2 separate regions of the Homo sapiens genome follow, and region 1 is linked to region 2. Evidence: chromatin loops called from intact Hi-C (ENCODE). Cell type or tissue: right lobe of liver. All regions are shown on one strand.

The links. Peaks named below come from ENCODE experiments on the same cell type or tissue, not always from the same donor. Only the 100,000 strongest peaks of a DNase experiment are listed, where the experiment ranks them.
Region 1: a loop joins it to region 2, with 5 times the contacts of the local background. A loop is called at or near these places in 96 of 110 quality-filtered maps.

The regions. Positions count from the first base shown.
Region 1 is chr15:41,184,009-41,186,508 of GRCh38, reverse strand. It overlaps EXD1 (exonuclease 3'-5' domain containing 1), which reads left to right. Exons shown (of 12, transcript NM_001286441.2): 12 at 1,916-2,500. Among named protein-coding and RNA genes, the nearest start is that of EXD1, 45 kb to the left of the region's middle. In right lobe of liver, a CTCF peak has its summit at 1,471 (motif pointing right); no DNase peak of the experiment used is centred here.
Region 2 is chr15:40,905,342-40,907,841 of GRCh38, reverse strand. It overlaps LOC105370943 (a long non-coding RNA gene), which reads right to left and starts at 1,033. Exons shown (of 2, transcript NR_135836.1): 1 at 957-1,033. RefSeq lists enhancers at 58-187, 1,377-1,671 and silencers at 398-457, 1,108-1,447, 1,377-1,671. In right lobe of liver, a CTCF peak has its summit at 1,328 (motif pointing left); DNase peaks (open chromatin) are centred at 321, 671 and 1,361; H3K4me3 peaks cover 1,465 bases; H3K27ac peaks cover 2,500 bases.

The DNA.
Region 1 (2,500 bases), 280 kb before region 2:
CCATTCTTTTTTTTTCTGATTTTTTTTTTTTTTTTTTTGAGACAGAGTCTTGCTCATCACCCAGGCTGGAGTGCAGTGGTGCAATCTTGGCTCATTGCAACCTCCACCTCCTGAGTTCAAGTGATTCTCCTCCCTCAGCCTCCTGAGTAGCTGGGATTAAAAGCATGTGCTACCGTGCTCAGCTAATTTTTATATTTTTAGTAGAGATGGGGTTTGGCCATGTTGGTCAGACTGGTCTGGAAATCCTGACCTCAAGTGATCCACCCACCTCAGCCTCCCAAAGTGCTGGGATTACAGGCGTGAGCCACTTTTTCCTGACTATTGCAATCTACAGTTGGTTGAATCCATGGATGCAGAACCCATGGATATGGAAAGTATCTCAAGAGAGAAGACTGCATATTTGTTTGAGAACACTAATATCAGGAACAGTACAAAAATTGTGACTATCACCACTATTTTAGTATTTTTGAAGCTATTAGCCAGTGAAATTAGAAAATAAAATATGAGCTATGGAAATTGAAAAAAGGAATCAGAATTATGACTTGCCAGCTATACAACTAAAAACTGAAGAGAAACAACTGAAAAAGACTACCACAAACAAAAAGACAATTTATAAAGTGCCTGGGTACAAATGTAAAAATTACTAGATTTTTGATATCCATACAAGCAGCTAAAAAATATAATCGGATGCCGGGTGTGGTGGCTCATGCTTATAATCCCAGCACTTTGGGAGGCTGAGGTGGGAGGATCACTTGAGCCCAGGGATTCAAGACCAGCCTGGCCAGCATAGTGAAACCCTGTCTCTACAAAAAAATTAAATATTAGCCAGGCGTGGTGGCACACACCTGAAGTTGCAGCTCCTCTGAGTGGGGGAGGCTGACGTGGGAGGATTGCTTGAGCCCAGGAGGTGGAGATTGCAGTAAGCCATGATCACACCACTGTACTTCAGCCTGGGTGACAGAGCAAGGCCCTGTCTCAAAAAAAACCCCACAAAAATTAGCAAGGCATGGTGGCATGCACCTGTGCTTCCAGCTACCCAGGAGGCTGAGGCAGGAGGATCACTAAAGGCCAGGTGTTATAGGTTACAGTGAGCCATGATCACACCATTGCACTCCAGCCAAGGCAACAGAGCAAGACCCTGTCTAAAAAAATCAAAACAAAACAAAACAAAAAACTTCCCAAAACCTGAAAGAGATAACAAAATAAAAATTTGGAGGAAAATAAAAATGTAATCCAATGAAAAAATATGTATATGATCATACATGAGTAGACTATCTTTGGGAGATAACACAAGAAACTGCTCTAAGAAGATGTACCTGCTAACGCAGCTGAGGCCAGGCTGGAAGGGAGACTAACTTTTCCTGTATAGTCTTTATACATACGTGCATACACACAGAGACACACAGCCCTATGGATTCACTGCCTTTTCAAAATATTGAAATTACTAGAAAAATGATACTACTATAATTGAAGACACCAGAGGGTGCTATATGAACACATTTGAATAGACTCTCATTTACCAATTACCATTTGGTACAACAGAAGTGATTTCAGGCCGGGCACTATGGCTCACGACTGTAATCCCAGCACTTTGGGAGGCCGAGGCAGGTGGATCACGAGGTCAGGAGATCGAGACCATCTTGGCTAACGCAGTGAAACTCTGTCTCTACTAACAATAGAAAAAAAATTAGCTGGGCGTGGTGGCAGGCGCCTGTAGTCCCAGCTACTTGGGAGGCTGAGGCAGGAGAATGGCCTGAACCCAGGAGGCAGAGCTTGCAGTGAGCCGAGATCGTGCCACTGCACTTCAGCCTGGGCGACAGAGCGAGACTCCATCTCAAAAAAAAAAAAAAGTGATTTTAAGTACCATATTCAGAAGTTTAGTTATAATAAACTTGTGTTCGCTTTCTCTTCTTAGCCTACATGTATGGAGCTGCCAGAGGAACTGCTTCAACTCAAGGACTTCCAGAAGCAGCGCAGGGAGAAAGCTGCAAGAGAATATAGGGTGAATGCACAGGGACTCCTGATAAGGACAGTGCTACAGCCAAAGAAATTAGTGACAGAGACAGCAGGGAAAGAGGAGAAAGTCAAAGGCTTCTTATTTGGTAAAAATTTTAGGATAGATAAAGCTCCAAGTTTTACATCTCAAGACTTTCACGGGGATGTGAATTTACTGAAAGAAGAATCTTTGAATAAACAAGCTACAAATCCTCAACATCTACCTCCCACAGAGGAAGGGGAAACCAGTGAGGATTCCAGTAACAAACTCATTTGCACAAAGTCAAAGGGGTCAGAGGACCAGAGAATAACTCAGAAAGAACACTTTATGACACCCAAACATGAGTTTCAGGCAAGTTTATCTTTGAAAGAGGAGACAGAACAGTTATTGATGGTGGAAAACAAGGAAGATTTAAAATGCACAAAACAGGCTGTTTCAATGTCTTCCTTTCCTCAGGAAACCAGAGTGTCTCCAAGTGACACTTTTTATCCTATCAGAAAGACT
Region 2 (2,500 bases):
CTGAATATCATCTCCATGCTCCAGGTGGAGGAGAAAGCTGAGGGCTCCAGCTGCCCAAGCACCAGAACTTTCTAGCATCCTCCTATCCCAGTGCCCGCCCCAGGCCTGCCTCTGACCACCATTCACCCTCAACCTGCTGCAGGGCCCAGCCTCACCCCACATAAGCAAAGCTGCCAGCAGCGTCCTTTGTGGTGCTGCTCCCGTGTGGCACTGCCTAGGGGCCCCACCATGGGGCAACAGATGGACCTATGGTCTCTCCAGAACAATGGTGGGGGAGGGGCCCTGGCATCGCCCGCCCCAAACAGGAAGCGCTGCATGAGCTTCAAAGGGCTGGCAGGGCCAAGGGGCTGAGTGGGGGAGCCAGTGCCAGGACTGGCGGCTGCCTGAAGAGATGCCTGCCAGCCTCGGGATGCCCAGCCTGGTGGTGGAGGTGGGGCTGTGGTGGCCAGGGCAGCTGGCTCTTGAGCAGAAGATGTCTGGCACCCTGAGGACAGCAGCCTGTAACCTGGGAGCAGGTTAAGGAAAGAGGGCATGGAGTTTGCTGTTTCCCGGTTCAACTGCCACTCGCCAGCGGGGCTGCAGGTTCTTTCCCAGGCCGCGGTTGGCCTGGCCCTCCGGCAAGTAAGCATGAGGGGCAGGGCTGGCACCAAGCCCGCCGCCCACTCCCTGCCTCCTGCTCCCAGCTGCTCCGCTCAGAGCCTTTTCCTCTCCACTTCCTGTTCACACAGGGGGGGGCGGGAAGTGGAGGGAGGAAGTTGGGGGGAGGCGTGTAGGGGGGACCCATTGAATAAAAGGAATTAACCGTTTCCCTCCTCTGACCTCTGGGAATTTCCGCCTGTGAAAGTGTCTCGAAGAATCAGTAGGGCTGGGGGAGTGGAGGGGAACTGCGCCCCCTCTTGGTCCCCTTCCCCCACCCGGTGGCGGTGGGGCCAGATAACTCCCTCTGGGCCCCTAACCTTTGTTTCCCTGGCGCCAGGGGGCAGCGCCAAGTGCGGCCTGGAGCCTGATGGCCTCGAGCCCCCTCCCAACCTTTGGGGTGGGTGCCAGGCACCAGCCTGCGACCCGAGCCTTTGGGGGAGGGGCAGGAACTAGAACTGGTGGTCTCGGGGGAATGAGCTCACATCCGAGCTGGCCACGCTGAGCCCTGTGCCCTCTCCAGGGCTGGTGCCCTTGGCCAGTCGGCCGCGGTGACAGGAGAAGGGAGGGAGAGGCCGGGCAGGCAGGGCCTGGGACTCTGGGCCGGCACACCCTCCGGCGGCCACACCCCCAGGAGCCAGGGTAGGGAGCGGTGGGCTCGGGAAGCCGGTAGACGGCGCCCCCTAGTGCCCACTGCAGACTCGGCGGGGCGGCCCCCAGGGCCCTCTCCAGGGCGGGCCTCAGGAAGCACCTGCTCCCCAGGACCAGTGGCCGCCCTGCGTCTCCCCCAGGTGGCTTCCTTGTTTACAGGCCTCCTGCCCTGGTCCCAGCGTCACTGCCTGTGGCCACTCCTTCTATTTCCAGTGACCGCTCCAGGAGTAGCTCATTCATCTTGGCCCCTGCCCACGCAGCTGCTCCCCCACCCCACCCCCCTCTGGCCCTCCAGGCTTAGGGCCAAAGCCCTGAGGGCCTCCGCTCTGCTCTCCATTCCATGTCTTGCTTGGCTTCCAGGGATCTAAGAGCTGTGGCTTCCCGTTGCCCTGACTCACCGGAACCCTATTCTGTCCCTGCCAGGGAAGCCTGGGGCCTTTTCCCAGGAAAGAGGAAGCAGCCTAGGACCAGATGGGCTGGCTTAGGAGAAGACAGAAGGGGCAGGGGTGTCCCAAGCTGCTTTAGCCAAGCCCTCTGGGAGCAGGGAGCAATAGGGCAGTGTTTGTTTAACTAACAAGTATTAGGCACCCATTATGTGCAAAGACAGAGGCCCCAGTCTGTTTTCTCTAAGAAAGTGACCCCTTCAGAGGTAGGCTAAAGCTTTATACTCACTGTCAGGGGACAAAGACCCTGAGCCCTCAGATGACTATGGTAGGTGTAAGGGGAGCCTAGGCCACATGGGGAGAAGGAAGCAGGAGCCCTCCAAACCTCCTGGGACAGTGCGAAGAACAGAATTAGGATGCCCTCTACTCAATGGGACCCCTCCCCCACATCTGCTCCCACTTCTGCTTCTGGAGGAAGACGGGAGTCTGAGGGGTCATCAAAAATGGGCAGCTTCCAGCCCTCTCAGCTAACAGAGTCCATGAAGAGATCCTCTTGTTTTAGTGGTTAGGGAATTCTGCAGCAAAGTTCAACCTGTATTGCCAGAGATAAAATTCTTTAAAAAAAAAAGGCGGAGGGGTTCTAGCTGGGCACAGTGGCTCATGCCTGTAATCCTAGCACTTTGGGAGGCTGAGGCAGGCGGATCACTTGAGGTCAGGAGTTCGAGACCAGCCTGGCCAACATGGTGAAACCCCGTCTCTACTAAAAATAAAAAAAGTAGCCAGGCGTGGTGATGTGCACCTGTAATCCCAGCTGCTAGGGAGGCTGCGGC